Regions from separate parts of the Homo sapiens genome. Here region 2 is linked to region 1. Evidence: chromatin loops called from intact Hi-C (ENCODE). Cell type or tissue: sigmoid colon. All regions are shown on one strand.

Region 1 (8,000 bases):
GCCTCACAGGTACACTAAACCTGCCATGAACGTTCAAGTCTACATCCCTCTGCTTAATTATGTTCAGCAAATATTGGTTGAGGGCCTACTATGTGCCAGTCACTCTTCTAGACAGAAAACCAGAGAAGCAAAGTCGTTTTTCTCAGGGAACTGGCATGCTACCTGGGGAGAGAGACCAAAAAAGTCTGAGAAAACAAAAATGATAATGACAGATGGTGATAAATGATAATGACACATAATACTGTCAAGAGGACTTAAGGGCAGGGTAAGGAAAGCCTCTCTGAGGAGGTGACATTCGCTCTCAGATCTGAATGATAAAGAGTCAGCCAATCAGAGAGTGGAGATGAAGGGAAGCTGACCAACTGCGGAAGCATAGTTCATCTGGGAGTGGATTCCTTATGGGTTGGTGTGTGAAGGGATAAGGGCCAGAATGACATCGAGGTTGTTTTGAGTAGCTGATTAGGTGGCTGCTGAGATTGGGAAGATAGTAGGGGAGTGAATGGAGGGGGCAAGGCTTCTGTTGGTGTTCTGGGCATGTGAAGTACCTGCTAGGCGTCCAGGTAGAGCCATTAAGGCCTACTGATCATAGATTGTAGGTTGTATGATGCCAAAGTCCAGAAGAGAGGCCACTCTGGAGATGTGCATTTGGGGCCATCAGCAGGTAGGTCGTTTCATGGGACTGAATGAGGTCCCCGAGGGAGAAAACACAGATAGAGAAGAGAAGACTAGACCCATCCGTCAGAAACGCCAGCATTTAGAGTTCAGGAATAGAAGGAAAAACCAACAGAGGACACTCATGCTGCTCTCTCTGTACTTCTTGCTTTAATATACTTTTTCCCTATACTCTTATTTTACCTGTCCTATTACAGCAAATTATGTTTAACTCCAACTAGACCATAAGCCTTTCAACACACAGATCTCTCTCTGAGGGCCCAGACAAGTATATCCAACTGTATGCTTAACATCAGGACTTGAATGTGTAACAGGCATTTCAAACTCGACATAGCCTAAATTGAACTTCCTATCTCCTCCCCCCAACCCATCTTTGCTGATTTCTTGGTCAAAAACTTTGGAGTCTTCCATGAATCCTGTCTTTGTCTCGCACTTCATATCTAGTTCCAGAATCTGATCCCTTGTTGCCTGGTCTAAGCCACCATCATCTCTCACTGAGACTAACTTGTTGACTCTCCTACAGCCTATTTCAAATACAGCAGTCAGAGTGACTGTTTTAAAATAAAGGCAAATCATGTCCTTCTTCTGCTAGAAACCCTGCACCTTCACCTATGAGTGAAGACAAAGTCCTTTCTGGTAGTCTCCAAGATCCACAACATCTGTCCCCATTCCTCTCTGGCCTCACCTGCTACTGCTCTCCCCACTCCACTCCAGCCCCATGTCCTTACTGGTCCTCAGACTCCCTCCAGGCATGTGCCTGCCTGTGCTGTTCCCTCTGCCAGGAATGCTTCCTTGCAGATACACGCATGCATGGCCAGCTCTCACACCTCCTTCAAGTCTGCTGACCTACCACTTCTCAGTGAGGTCCACCTTGTTACTTCCCAACGCCCTAGCTCCCACCCTAACTTCCTCTTCTTTTCCTTTTTTTCACCACACTTATCACCTTTTGCCATAACAGACAAATTGTCTACTATGTTTTTTAACTTATATTCTGTCTTTTTTCCCTTACATTCCCAGAGTGAATGGAGGCAGGGGCCCACATTCACTGTGGCATGCCCATTACTGGGGTAGGTGTCTTTATTTTGTTCACTAGTGTTTCAGAGCCTACAACATGCCTGGCACACATCAGGTACTTAATATTTGATGATTGAATAAATACATGAATGAATAAATGGAATTTTCTGTCCTCCTTTTACTGTCTCACTCCCAAGTATATCTTCAGTTTAACCTCTTCCCATTCTGACATCTGCACTTTATACTTCATTTCTCGGCATTTCCTTAACATTCCAGGGTAAACCCCTACCTGTTTTAAAGGTGTCTCTTGGGGCAGTCTTTGGAGCTCCTCCAGGCAGGGTGAGCAGCTCTTCCTCTGTACATTCACACCTCTGTCCTGACTGGTCCACTACCCCTCTGTCTCTCTACAGGCGGTGAGGACCATGACTTGCACCTCTTCATATCCTCAAAACCTGTTATCATTATAGGTGCACAGTCCATATTTGCTGACTGAATGCAAGAATAAAACATTTTATCCAAATAGTATAGCGATTTATAATTCAGAGAAATAAATGGCTTTTCCAAAAATAGTTCTTTTCATACAAAATGTACATTCCAAAGATGGAAACCTGTGTTTGCTTTTCATCTACGTTTATAGAGAAAAGCCTCACTGCCTGGTCATGTGCCATGCATGGCCTATGCACCCTAGACCCCTACAGGCAGCTACCAAAAGTGCTGCATAGCCATTTGGGAGAGGTCCCTTACAAATCCAGTCTGTTCTAGATATCTAGGGCCAGGCCAGTGTTTATTACCACTGTGGTTAGGTTCTCTATTTGCTTCTCATTCACATGAATTACTGTGATTCTGAAATTGCAATTAATGGTAACTTTTTTTTTCTCTGTGGTATTTTACGGAAATGTATAGTCCTTTGCTCTTAGAGAAAGAACCCATTCCAGTGTTGACTTCAAGACCATAAGTTATTTCAAAACTATGTAAAGATTGACAATCCAGTAATAACCTGTCACTACACATACCCAGATTTTCCCTGTAAACTGTAATATTTAACATGAAATGTTAAATTCTGATGCCAGAGTTCATCAAAAACTAAACTGTTGCCTGCTTTTTGCGTCTTTATTCATTTTTTTAGATCAGAGGCTTCGAAACTGCTTACTGCATTGATAGCATGGGAAAAACAAATGGAGGCTTTGTTGAACTAGGACCCTGCCACAGGATGGGAGGGAATCAGGTAAACCACCTTACTTTTGTGTTTAAGTTGTTCCGTATTGAGGGCCATCAGGTTTATTGATCACAGAGTGATCTTTGTACTTTGGTTTTCGATTTGGTAATTTTGTTTGTTTTGATAAAGTAAAACATTCTGTAAAAAAATTGACAGTGTTAAAACATTCACTTAAATGATGGGAATAATAGCAGTATTGGTTTTCACATAAGCAGTCAGAATCTAGAATTAATGTCTAATATAAGGGATTAAAATATATTCCTGTGGGAGTATATATTTGTCACTACCGTAACTATGTAAGCCTAGCTCCCTAACAATTTTTTGCAAGTATTGCTCACTAATCCTCATCTTTTTGCAAATAGAGTGTTACTGCCAGTAATGTATATTTCACTAATATATATTCTCTTACTTATGTGGGTATGTTTTTGCTTTTTCATTTTTTCACATTGTTGGTACTTAATAAATTTGTGTTAGTGACCCATTTGGTATCTTAGAGACTAAAGAACTTAATGATTTCAGTGTTAATAAGGATCTTCACTAACATCAAAATAAATATAATTTGTCTGTGGACTTACAGTTCTAAACAAAATTATGGAAAAATAAGTTAGTCATTCAATTTAATTATAGGAGTTAAGTTTCTTTCTTTTCAAATGCACATCAGCAGGGAAGGTGCCTCTGTTACTTAATTCTCTCTTTTCCTTTTACAGCTTTTCAGAATCAATGAAGCAAATCAACTCATGCAGTATGACCAGTGTTTGACAAAGGGAGCTGATGGATCAAAAGTTATGATTACACACTGTAATCTAAATGAATTTAAGGAATGGCAGTACTTCAAGGTATTCTGCATTTTAACTTCTGAAATATTATATGCTTTTCATTTTCAGTAACATCTAGCATGTGGAATTTAGATAAATAAATCTTAAAACCTGCATTCAAATTCACTTGCATTTTCCTCTCATTTAGTCCCTTGCATAGGTTTTCCTGAGCACTGGATGACTCATTGTTCTATAATGAGGCATCACTTTTGTTCTCTCTTACAATATTGTCATGTAATGAGGCCACGATGATGTCTATAAAGAGCACTGCTAATTTTAGTAATACAAGAAAGTCAGTGTTCTGTGAGGCAGTCATCACCATTGCTCTCATCAAAATCTGATTTTTGAAATGTAAATGAATCATTCATTAAAGTAAAATATATTTAAATATATTTATACTATTAAAAATTTGGTTAATATTTGATATTGTCCAGCAGGTGGAGATAGAGACAAACAAATAAAACTTGAAATCTAGGCTTTCATAACGTCTTTATCATTGTTGTGTGCTAAATACAGTGGGATAAATGTAGCTAGTTGCTTACTTTAATGGTCAAATTTAGTTATTCACGTGACACTGCTGGGGTAGCTTTGTGTTTCAGCTGTGAGTATTTAAAGCTCTGTGGCAAGTTGAGGATTACAACATATTAATAGATTTATGTATAGTTTTCAAATTCTAGATTTGGCTAACATAAATCAATTTATTATTAAACAAAAAGTGGGGAAAGCTGCCTCACACTAAAAAAATCTGTCAACCCTCCATTTTATTTACTCACCCAGTATTTGTTATCATATCCCATCTGTCATGCAAGCAAGGACTTGTTTGCTATGTAATAATGATATGACCTAGCTTAACATTCCCTGTTACTGTCATTTACAGATAATTTCCAGGAAGTGATAAGCACGTATCAATTGATGATTTTGTTTCTTATAACAAGTTAGGAAGGAGAAGAATAGCATAAACCTTAAAGAGTGGAGCATTTATTTTCACAAAAAAAAAGGATATATAATAGCAATAAATAGTAGGGGTCAGTGAGAACAATATTAGCAAAATAGTAAAAGAGGGCTAACACACCAGAAACTACATCAAGAAGTAATTGAACAAAAAATGACACATAACATGTTTTAGGTATTTTAAAGACGCAGCACTGAATATACATTTGTGTGTTAGATATTACTGAACATTCACTTGGGGACCAATAATATGTTAGACTGTAGGGGAGTTCAAAAATATAGCTAAAGCACGCTATTATATAATGGCAGAGAAGAAAGAAATGCAAAAATAGAGATAAGCAAAATGCCATAGGACAGAAAAGAGTGATTCATGGGAGGAATTACTGCTGAGGAGTTTCATAGAGGAAGTGTCATTGCACAAGTCCTGAAGTGTAAAAAGGCTTTCCATGGAAAGTAAATAAGAAAGCCTGGATGAGCAAAGATGTGGCATGAAAACATGTAGAAAATTCAAAGAATTGTATTTCATTTGGTATCCCTCAATTGTGCTTTGGAGGAAAGAGCACCGAACTTCATTTTTTAAGTTTTGGAGAGGGATAGACCTTATTTGAGGAAGGTAGTGATGGAAAACAATGGCTACTTTTAGGAAAATAATTCTGGAAACGTGAGGTATGGACTGATGAAGCAACGAGATCAGCTTGAGCAGCAGTTCTCAAACTTTCTGTCCTCTGGATTCCCTTTACACTCTTAAAAATTTTTGAGCTCCCCCACCCCCAAATTGCTTTTGTTTATATAGGTTATCACTAGCAATATTTCCAGAACTGGAAAGTGTCTGAGAAATTTGTAAAGTTTTTATATATTAATTCATCTAAAAGTAATAATAATATACTTATTAAACATTAATGTAAATGACATTTTTAATGAAAAATAACTATGTTTACCCACAAAAAATAGTGAGAAGAATGGAATTCTGTATTTTTGCAAATCTCTTTAATGTCTGGTTTAATAGAAGAAGACAGCTGGATTCTCATACTCCTGCTTCATTTGGTCTGATCTGAAATGTTGTTTTCGTTCAAGTATATGAGGGAAACCCAGCCCCACACAAGCATACAGTTTGTAAAGGGAGCGAGTACTTTAATAGCCGTTCATATAATTGTGGCTGTTTTTTTATTGTACACCACAACTTAATAATTAAGTGGTAGTTTCTTAAAAGTTATTTCCAGTGTAGACTGATATCCTTGAGCATTGTACCTCATTATATGGAAGTACTTGATACGTACTTCCCACTTCATCTCATAGAATTTTTTTTAAGTATACTGAGGGGTCAAGACTGAATAAAACGAATGTTTTGCTCCTTCATCAGTGACATCCTTAAGTGAAACCGGCATTTACTTTTCAACTGTGTGTGGCCATGAGCAATACAACTATAGGTACTAGCATAGTTTGATTCATGCTAAGGCACCATCAGTTTTACTCACCATTGCTTTTGCACTATCGGTATAAATGTTGCTAAAGTGAAAAGGCAATGGTGTCTTCGTATTATGATGAAAATAGTTTCGGCCTTACAGACCCAATCCTGGATAGTCTGAGGACCAGACTTTGAGAAGCTCTGAGCTATATTGAAGAAACCTACAGCATATGGTGAGGGCCAAACCAGGGCATCTGCAGTGGCGATGGGAAGGAATATAAACCAGAGACATTGCACATATCCATCCTTAGTGACTGGTATGTGAGTGAATGAGGAAAAGTGCAGTATTTCCTAAGGACTAGAGAGCTGGGAATGTCATTAGCCAGGATAGGAACAAGAGACATAGATTTGGAGGGGCAGATAATGAATTTAGGTTTGTATACATTGAGTGTGAGATACCAGCAGTATATTGTGACTTAACAATGAAAGATCTTAGGACTTAGAAAACTGACAATCAAGAGAAATCCAGAAAACTGACAATCAAGAGAAATCCAAAGTCTGAGGTGTGGTTGAGAAGCTTTTCCATTTCCTTAAACTGTCTCCTCATGAAAGTCAAGTGATGATTTCTGATGTCAGTGATATCAAGGGTCCAAATTTGAAACTTTTTTCTTACTGTGTTTTCCAGAACCTGCACAGATTTACTCATATTCCTTCAGGAAAGTGTTTAGATCGCTCAGAGGTCCTGCATCAAGTATTCATCTCCAATTGTGACTCCAGTAAAACGACTCAAAAATGGGAAATGAATAACATCCATAGTGTTTAGAGAGAAAAAAATAAACCAATAACCTACCTACTGACAAGTAAATTTATACAGGACTGAAAACCGCCTGAAACCTGCTGCAACTATTGTTATTAACTCTGTATAGCTCCAAACCTGGAACCTCCTGATCAGTTTGAAGGACATTGATAAACTGTGATTTTACAATAACATTATCATCTGCAGTTACTGTTTACAAGACTGCTTTTACCTTAAACTTTGTAGATGTTTACATCTTTTTGTTGTGTTTTAAGATGATGTTGGTAATTTGTGCCTTTAGCTCTGTTTTATTAGACAGAGTTAAAGCATGTTGTCTTCTTTGGGATTACACTCAGGGGTCTGAAAGGCAGTTTGATTTTTATTTTTAACACACTTGAAAAAAGGTTGGAGTAGCCAGACTTTCATATATAACTTGGTGATTATCAACCTGTTGTGTCTTTATTTAATTTTACATCTTTTTGAAGCACTGCCACAGGTTATTAGCCAAGGTGGCCTTCCTTCACAGTCATGCTGCTTTTTTGAAAGGTGAATTTCAACACATTTAGTGCCTCTTTCATTTCTCAGTATATATTTCAAGAGCTTGTGATGAAATCTATAGGATGGTAATGATGGACTTGTCACCTGTATGGGGAATACTTTTACTACTCAGAAATGAATTTATGTGCTGCCATTTGCTATAAAGTTGAACTTTGTATGGCTTGAAAAAGAAATGACAATATGGAACATCCCAAGGCTGTCCCATAGGGTTGGAAGTTGTGTAGCATTCACTCCCTTACCTACTGGCATTCCCAGTGCCCTCTGTCCATACCTACTTCTAGGATTGCAAAGGAGTCTTCCAACTAGAGAAAAATTGTCCACTGACATTTGGGATTTACTTTTCTCCAATACCTGCCAATACAGAAAACTATTATCAGTTGTTATTGTTATCCCTTGAAAGCGAGGGTGACAAAAACAACAAAACACCGTTATAAACACATCAAAGGTTCATTCTGACTGAGGTAAGACTTTCCAAGCCCTTGTTAGATTAGGCCTTATAAAACTTGTGTGCATTATAACCTAAGCTGTGCAACCTGTGAAGCCAAGAGTGAACTGATGTTTCATTTATATTTT
Region 2 (8,000 bases), 1.0 Mb after region 1:
AGATATAGTTCCTGCCTAATTTCAAATTATTTCTTAAAATAACCTCTTGTCCATAGCTCCTACTAAAAGATCTGGGTTTAGGTAGTCTTCAGAATTACACCCTGTAATCTTGACCTCCAGGCTTAGCTAATTGGATTAAGAGTAGACACCTGACCCAGAGAATTCCAGTTCAAAGTGTGATGAGTCAAATTACATTCTCTCTCTTAGCATTTGGAATTAGGACACCACGAGTTAGTTAGTCAAATGATATTGAGCCTGGGCCGGGCTGGCCATGTGGTGGAAGTTTACGCTGATGAGTCAGCAGAGAAAGCCATTCTACAGAGAAGAGCTGAGGGATGGAGCAAATGGCAGAAGTAGGCAAAAGAGACTGTGGCTCTATGAGAGATAAAAATTAGTCTTCTAGTTGTTTCAGTTCTCAGTGGTAATAGTTTGTTCCCCAATTAAGGTTGTCTGTGTAGGCTTACAATAAAGCTCTCTTTATGTGAACCAATTTAAATGGGTGTCTAATTTTTTTTTTTTTTTGCATTGCTTTTGCAGCCAAATGTATTCTGACTGAAACACAGGGTTTGTAGGATTTATTACATTATCCGTAATCTTCTCTAATTGATATTTTTGTAGGGGAGATGCCATCATTTTGTCAAATTAATATTATCAGGATATTTGAAATGTTAGGTTTTTCCGTTTTTTAGAAAAAGAAATCTGTGGATCTTAAATTTTTGCATTACTTATTTTCATATATGTCAAATCAAGTTAGAATGTTTCTTGATTTTTAAAAGATATATATGGTCAGTTATAGTAATAGTTGTCACTTGCCACAGAACAGTAGTAAAAAAATTTGTGAAATGCTTAAATGTTGCTGAATAAAAGCATCATGACAAATTCATGGATACTAATTATTTAATGTAAATATCACCATTTTAAGAAAAGAATACGGTGAAACCCTGTCTCTACTAAAAATACAAAAAATTAGCCGGGCGTGGTAGCTGGCGCCTGTAGTCCCAGCTACTCGGGAGGCTGAGGCAGGAGAATGGCGTGAACCCGGGAGGCGGAGCTTGCAGTGAGCCGAGATCGCGCCACTGCACTCCTGCCTGGGCGACAGAGCGAGACTCCGTCTCAAAAAAAAAAAAAAAAAAAGAAAAGAATATACATGATTGATTCAATAGGTTATATTTTAAAATAAATTATTAACTTACCTGTTTATTCAAACTGATTGCTATCATGATAATAATACTGCCTTTTGTAATTTTTATTGGGCAATTTTTAACATCTAGATCTCCATATGAAAGCTGTTACCTTAAGAGTACTAAAAACTCTTTGATCTATGCGGATAGCCATTTTTAATTAAAATAGTATGTTTTTCTTCCATCTGTAAATAATATTTTTAGATATTTGACTCTTCTGTGAAAGGAAAAGGTAATCTAAAACTTAATTTCTTCACAGACAGAAAAAGCGAAGTAGAGAGGCCAGCAAGTATTCCTCTGTCCTCTGGCTATAGTACAGCATCATCAGATTCAACTCCCAGAGCCTCTACTGTTAATTACTGTGGTTTGAATGAGATTTCAGAGGTAAGAAAATGCTTAGATTATTTCCTTTCTAAATGAGGAAAACAAGCAAGCATTAGCTTTTGTTGTAAATATTGCTAGCAAGAAAAATAGCAAACGCGAATCTTAGTCTCTCAAAATTCTTTCATAAGTAAACAGTACTTAATGCAATGTTTCAAACTGTGTTTTGTACATTCTCGGTCCATCTTTGATGATGGTTTACTTTGAGAAATCATCTAAATTTGTTGCTTTTTAAATTAAAGGAAACAACAATCCAGAAAATGGAAAGGATGAAAAAAATGTAAGTAACAGAAAGGGGCAACAGAAATTCATTTCTCTATAGGGAATTGTATTGGATTACAGTATATATAGAATGTGCATGTGTGTTTCAAACCTTAAAGGTCTCTCAATCAGGTGTGGAATTTCCTTCAGGACTCCACTGGATAATAAATCCACCTACAGTTATGTGTTTGTGAGATGAGTCACTGTTTTAGTTTCCAACAAGCGATTTAAAACTTGTTGGAATTGTTAATGGAATTAACTGCAGAGAGAATACAAAGATATTTTTGGTTGGTAACTAATCAAGAGTATTATCTATTTTTGATAACTGATTTATCAAAATATTAAATAATATATATAGATGGATGGTTTGGAGACATTTTCAGTGTTGTGAAAATATCACTGGTGTTTTTCGGCAAGTTATTGATGAGATACTAAAAATGATGTTTTTGTCTAGTACAAATGGTGTGATTTTTCTAAAGAGCAGTTCAAAGGAAATATGAAATGAAATTGCATATAAGATGATTATGCAGCCTACTACTATAGAAAATTATAATATTATTTAGAAATGCAAAAAGTACTTAACTTACACTTCAAGAATATGACTCATAATCGACTCCTCTTTGTCTTCCCTCTGGTCATACTTAAGTTTATTCATAGTAACTGTACTTATAGATAAGAAAAATATTCAAATTTATTTTAGGCTAAAAAGCATAATTTCAACAACTAAAATGCTATGCTTTATTATGAATTATTGATTTACTTAATATATTATTTATTATATTTCAGGTTTGAAGAAACTGCAGAGTTACTGAAATGTCCAAATCACTACTTGTAGGATTTTCTACATGAACTTTTTTCTAGGACTTTGGTTACTATACATATTGTATATTTTAAGAATTCTTTATACAATTTTAATATACTGCAATACTGCAGTTTTTGACAATTTGGATTCCATTTGGTATATGAATTTTTGCATTCATTATTGAATAACTCTTTTAATATTTTTGAGCAATGATTATACTGCTTTACCTTGTGTCACTTTTTTTTTTTTTAGGAAAAACTCATGTTCCAGTATATTTCTCTTACAGAGTGAAGTCATTACAGCACTGTATTTCTGTGTTGACATTTGTTGGCAGTGTGCTAAGTAATGTTTTTTAAAGCACAGGCTTGAGGACTATGGTTTACATCCTGTTGGAAACATTCCAAATGGGACTTGTGTATTATACCCAGGAGGCTCTCATATATACCATCTTGGCATCTGTACTGATGAATAAGTTATAATGAACAGTTAAAAATGCTCATTGAAAATTAAATAAAACAAAAAGGCAGTTATTTCATGCTTGGTCAAAAACATCAATACCTTTCCAATTAACACTGAGAAATTAAGGTTAAGATTCTCCTTTTGTACTGGGAAACAGGCTGGAGGACTATGGTCCTCAAGTTTAGACCAAGAGGACTATGGTCTCAAGGTTCACCATGAGAAATGTGTTGAACATTTTAGTATGCTCTATTGTATAATTTTTTTGGAGGGGGGGATGGAGTTTCGCTGTTGTTGCCCAGGCTGGAGTGCAATAGCACGATCTTGGCTCACCGCAACCTCTGCCTACCGGGTTCAAGTGATTCTTGTGCCTCAGCCTCCTGAGTAGCTGGGATTATAGGCATGCACCACCATGCCCAGCTAATTTTGTATTTTTATTAGAGACAGGGTTTCTCCGTGTTGGTCAGGCTGGTCTCAAACTCCTGACCTCAGGTGATCTGCCTGTCTTGGCCTCCGGCGTAACACTTTTTAAGACCAGTGTAACAGAAAGAGAATGTAGCCATTCTAGCCACCGTTAAAAGATACACAGTGAGGTGTTGTGTTTTGTTTTTTTAATGATGAAAAGTTACACATTTTTTGGAGAGAAAAGTCTTAGCTGAAGGTAAATCAATGGAAAAATGAAATTTATTTTTAATATTACTACTATATGAATTATCTTTTTTTAAACTTGTAGATAAAAGTGTTCCAGTAATCAGAAAATCCTCAAGAAAATTGACTTCATTATTTGGAAGGAAAATTAGTATTTTTTTTAATATTATATGGACCATCTGATTATATTTTATTTATTCATCTATTTATGGTATGTATGTATAATTCTATATTACACTGTCAAATATAAAATATTGTTATATGAGTAGAAATCACTTAAATTTTTTTTGTGTTTGTGAATTTGAAACAGTGTAAGAAATCACTTTTAAGAAAACATTTTTAGAATTCCTTTGTTTTTTTTTTTTTTCTTTTTGAAACAGGGTCTCACTCTATTGCCCAGGCTGGAGTGCACTGGCGTGATCTCGGCTCACTGCACCTTCTGCCTACCGAGTTCAAGCGATTCTTGTGCTTCAGCCTCCTGAGTAGCTGGGACTATAGGCCTGTACCGTCATGCCTGGCTAATTTTTGTATTTTTGTAGAGACAGGGTTTCACCATGTTGCCCAGTCTGTTCTCAAACTCGTGAGCTAAAGCTACTCGCCCACCTGGATGTCCCAAAGTGCTAGATTCCATGGGTGAGTCACCATGCTTGGCCACATTTTTAGTATTCTAATAAACAGTTGGTCATCAGAACTTTAAAATGGTAGCCTACAGAAACATACAATTTTGAATTTAACAGAGTTTCAGTAAATATTTCCAGAATTAATGAAGCATGTTAGCTTTAATTTTTTCAATTGTGAGAGAAGTACATTTATAAAAATTAAGAGGTTAAGAGGTTATAGTTATAAGGGAAAAAACTTCTGTATCGATTAACTCCTAAAATATCAGTACCAGCATGGAATTATAGCACCACCTTGTGGTTAACATGCCAGTATTTTACCTTTTGTTAAAACAAGTGATTTCCCATCAAACAGGATAATATTTTTTCCCTTTTGAAAAATTCAATTTTAAAAAGAAACATTTTTGAAGTTTTCTTATGGAAGATAGAAAAAAAGTTAAGTCTCTTTCTACCCTTTCTTTTTTTCTTTATATAGTGCAGATATACACACAGAGAAGGGACTTAAAACATTTCTAATCTCCTAGTTTATATACAGTGTGCAAAATATAAGTAAGTATATATTGAAAATATAAAATATTTCATATATGTTATCAGGTGGAAATTTAGAATCCAAATTTTCTTAAACTTTAATAACTTGTCTAACAACTCTCTAATAGGGACTAAAAATCAACTCAATATATCATACATTTACACTTACAAAGAGTCTTTATCTAGACAACATAATTTTTGGAAAAATAAAGCAAATTCAACTTTATTGGAGTTATTGGACAGATCAGCAAATTGTTATTTTAAAAAGTTTTCTTGTTTAGGCAATTTGGTAAGTGGTTTCTAGTTATAAACTAGCCACTGTTGATTAACTTGAGAAGGTGAAGCAGGGGAGTTCTGAAGAGATTACCTAGAGCTACATAACCCTAAGTTAAGTAAAATTTTCACTTTCATTCTTTTCATTCTCTCATAAACTGGTTGAAAAAACACTGTACTACCAACAAAGGTGTCAGTTGCTTGTGCTGCCCTGTCTATGTTATGCTCTGAATAGGTCTCGGTAAAGATTATATGGAAATACTATAAAGAATACATAAGGTAAAATACTAGTCAGAAAGGGTTCAGAAGAAGTTAGCATCAACTGTATGAAAATTCTAGGTAAAGCTAAGTACTATTGAGTTGGAAAAAAGTAATTCTATCATGTTTGCTTGTTTTCCTCTACTGTTTTTAATGTGATGTTGTAATATATTTTAAAAATAAAACTTGAAAACGTTGGGACTTTGTTTCATGCCATTCATTACTCATAACTTTATATAATTGATACACTCTTCAGGAAGCATAAAAATTAATATAACCTTCTCAATTTTATAAACTACAACACTTTTTGAGCTCAAATAACATTGTAACTTTGATTTTTACTTTTTAACAGTCCCCAGGTTTGTCTCCTTTCTTTGAAACTGAAGGCATCAAACTGATCAGCGTGGAAGGAAGTGATGTTTATCTTAAGTCCTAAAGAGTGAACAGAATATAGCCAGGGAAGATGGTTTACGCAAAAGGACTAGCATAAACAAAGGCTTGAAAGGAAGAGCATTTGAAAGAAATTCACTAGGGCTAGCATACTGAGTGTGCTCTGTGTGTGTGTGTGTGTGTATGTGTGTGTGTGTGGCTAGAGGTCAGTTGACACAGGCCCAAGGGGCAGCTTGTATCTTATTTACTGAACCATTTAAGCAGCAGAATATGATAACCAGATCTGAGTTTTTGAAGGATTTATTTTACCGCTTTAATATGGAGAATGGGTAAGGGGGCAAAACTAGAGGCAGAGAAATCAGTGGGAGACTATTACAGTAATCGAAGAAACATAGTAAGAGTGACTTGAATTATGATGACAGTGGAGATGGAGGGAAATAATGGGATTTGGAGCAAATGTAGTACTTCCAGTTTAAGGACTATCTTCAATCTAGTATCTGGACTGAGAGATAGCAAAAAGATACTACACTAGTGTTTAATCTGTTATCTTGCCTAATTGGTTCCGTCTGGAATCTTGTTAGAAGTGCAAAATCTCAAGCCCTGCTCTTGACCTACTTACTACATTAGATTCTTCATTACACAAAGAACCCAAAGACATTTGTAGGTACTTTAAGTTCAAGAAATATTAGTTTACATTCACATACTTCTTGTTTTATTATCATAACTAACATTTGAATCTAAGCCTTCAAATTCAGATTCTCCGGAATTGCTTTTATCTAAATATATACAGCTTCTTGCAATTCACATTTAGTATCTTGGCCTCCTTAGCACCTTTGGTTAGCGTTTTAGGGTTTTGAGTGCATTTAGTTAAATGATTTTTTTTCCTCAGTCAAATAATATATAAATAGGAATTAAAACATCCTTTCTTCAAAATTAGGTGTAAGCTTTGTACAAATAACTTGTTTGGTCCTCATCAATAATGATTCTTTACTAAGCATGCACAATTCATACCATTAGCCTCCATCTTTGAAATATCTGTGTTTATGTTGAAAAATTTCCTAGTTTTTTACTTTTAATTATGTTGCCCAAAGTACAACAGGCAATATTCTGCATACATATTTGTTTTTCTCTATTATGTCATAGGGTGACTTTTCTGAAGATATGGAAAGCAATTATTAGAGATCCATGTTTCACATTTAATTTAAAATTCAGTATTATATGGTCTTACAAACTTTTTCTGAAAATCATTTGTCAAGGAAATCTCATTTGAGTAGTAAAATGAAGTAAATGAAGGAGTAAAAAAAGCATCTTAAGTTTAAGAAAATACAATATTTAGAAAGCAGTTTCCATAGATGAATTAGGTGCAAAGAGAGCGAGAGGAGAGGAAAACAGAAACCACTAGGAGTTCTTAAACTTTACCCAATCAATATGTATCTTGCTTCAGATTTGCCATCTTCTGTTTAAGTAAGCTTTGATTTACTGGGTAAGAATCTGATTATTGTTTTTAAATTCTGATCATTGTTTGTTGATATTCACACTAGGACATTTAAAACAACACCACAGCTGAGGACTTTTAAATGAAGATCAGTAACAAACATCAAAATGTTTAAAATTTATTTATTTTTTCACACTGCCATGAGAAAGTAGAAAAATGTTTAAAGTTTAAAAGCATTTCAGTATTCCAATTATCCTCTCAATTTCGCACCATTTTTTAAAATCATCATTCTCTTCCACCTTCACTTTTTATATACTATGCTTTTCCACTTTCTGAATGTGCTGGGCTTTCCATGACTTTACAAATGCTCTTCCATCACCTAAAATGTTCATTTGTTCTCCACTCTTCATTTCCTATCCTCTGCACCACATTGGCTGGTAGAATTCTACTCATCATAGGGGCTTCAGATTAAACATAACTCCCTCCAAATAATGCCCCCTAGGTCCCTAGAATAGTTTAGATTCCCTGTTTATGCTATGAAAAGCACCCTGTAATTTTTCTTCATTTCGGTTTGTACATTATAAACCTACTATTTGCAATTGTTGCTCAAGGTTGTCCTCCCTGCGAAACTATGAGTGTTATGTGAAAAGAGATCCTGAATTTTGTTTACTGATGTATTCTCCATGCTTAGCACAATGCTTGGTACATAGGACATTCTCATTTTATTTTGTGGCTTGACAAACAATTAAGATGTCCTCCCATCCCCCATA

Evidence for each region. Hi-C counts contacts between places; a loop is a spot of excess contacts. Peaks named below come from ENCODE experiments on the same cell type or tissue, not always from the same donor. Only the 100,000 strongest peaks of a DNase experiment are listed, where the experiment ranks them.
Region 2: it touches region 1 in a loop (3-fold over the local background); 6 of 110 quality-filtered maps call a loop at or near these places.

What each region holds. Positions count from the first base shown.
Region 1 is chr4:173,314,822-173,322,821 of GRCh38, forward strand. GALNT7 (polypeptide N-acetylgalactosaminyltransferase 7) reads left to right here. Exons shown (of 12, transcript NM_017423.3): 10 at 2,813-2,911; 11 at 3,610-3,738; 12 at 6,759-8,000. The coding sequence ends at 6,896. Among named protein-coding and RNA genes, the nearest start is that of HMGB2, 16 kb to the right of the region's middle. In sigmoid colon, CTCF peaks have their summits at 4,024 and 4,227; no DNase peak of the experiment used is centred here.
Region 2 is chr4:174,314,726-174,322,725 of GRCh38, forward strand. CEP44 (centrosomal protein 44) reads left to right here. Exons shown (of 12, transcript NM_001040157.3): 10 at 1,441-1,565; 11 at 1,805-1,842; 12 at 2,610-5,603. The coding sequence ends at 2,658. Among named protein-coding and RNA genes, the nearest start is that of CEP44, 35 kb to the left of the region's middle. In sigmoid colon, a CTCF peak has its summit at 4,643 (motif pointing left); no DNase peak of the experiment used is centred here.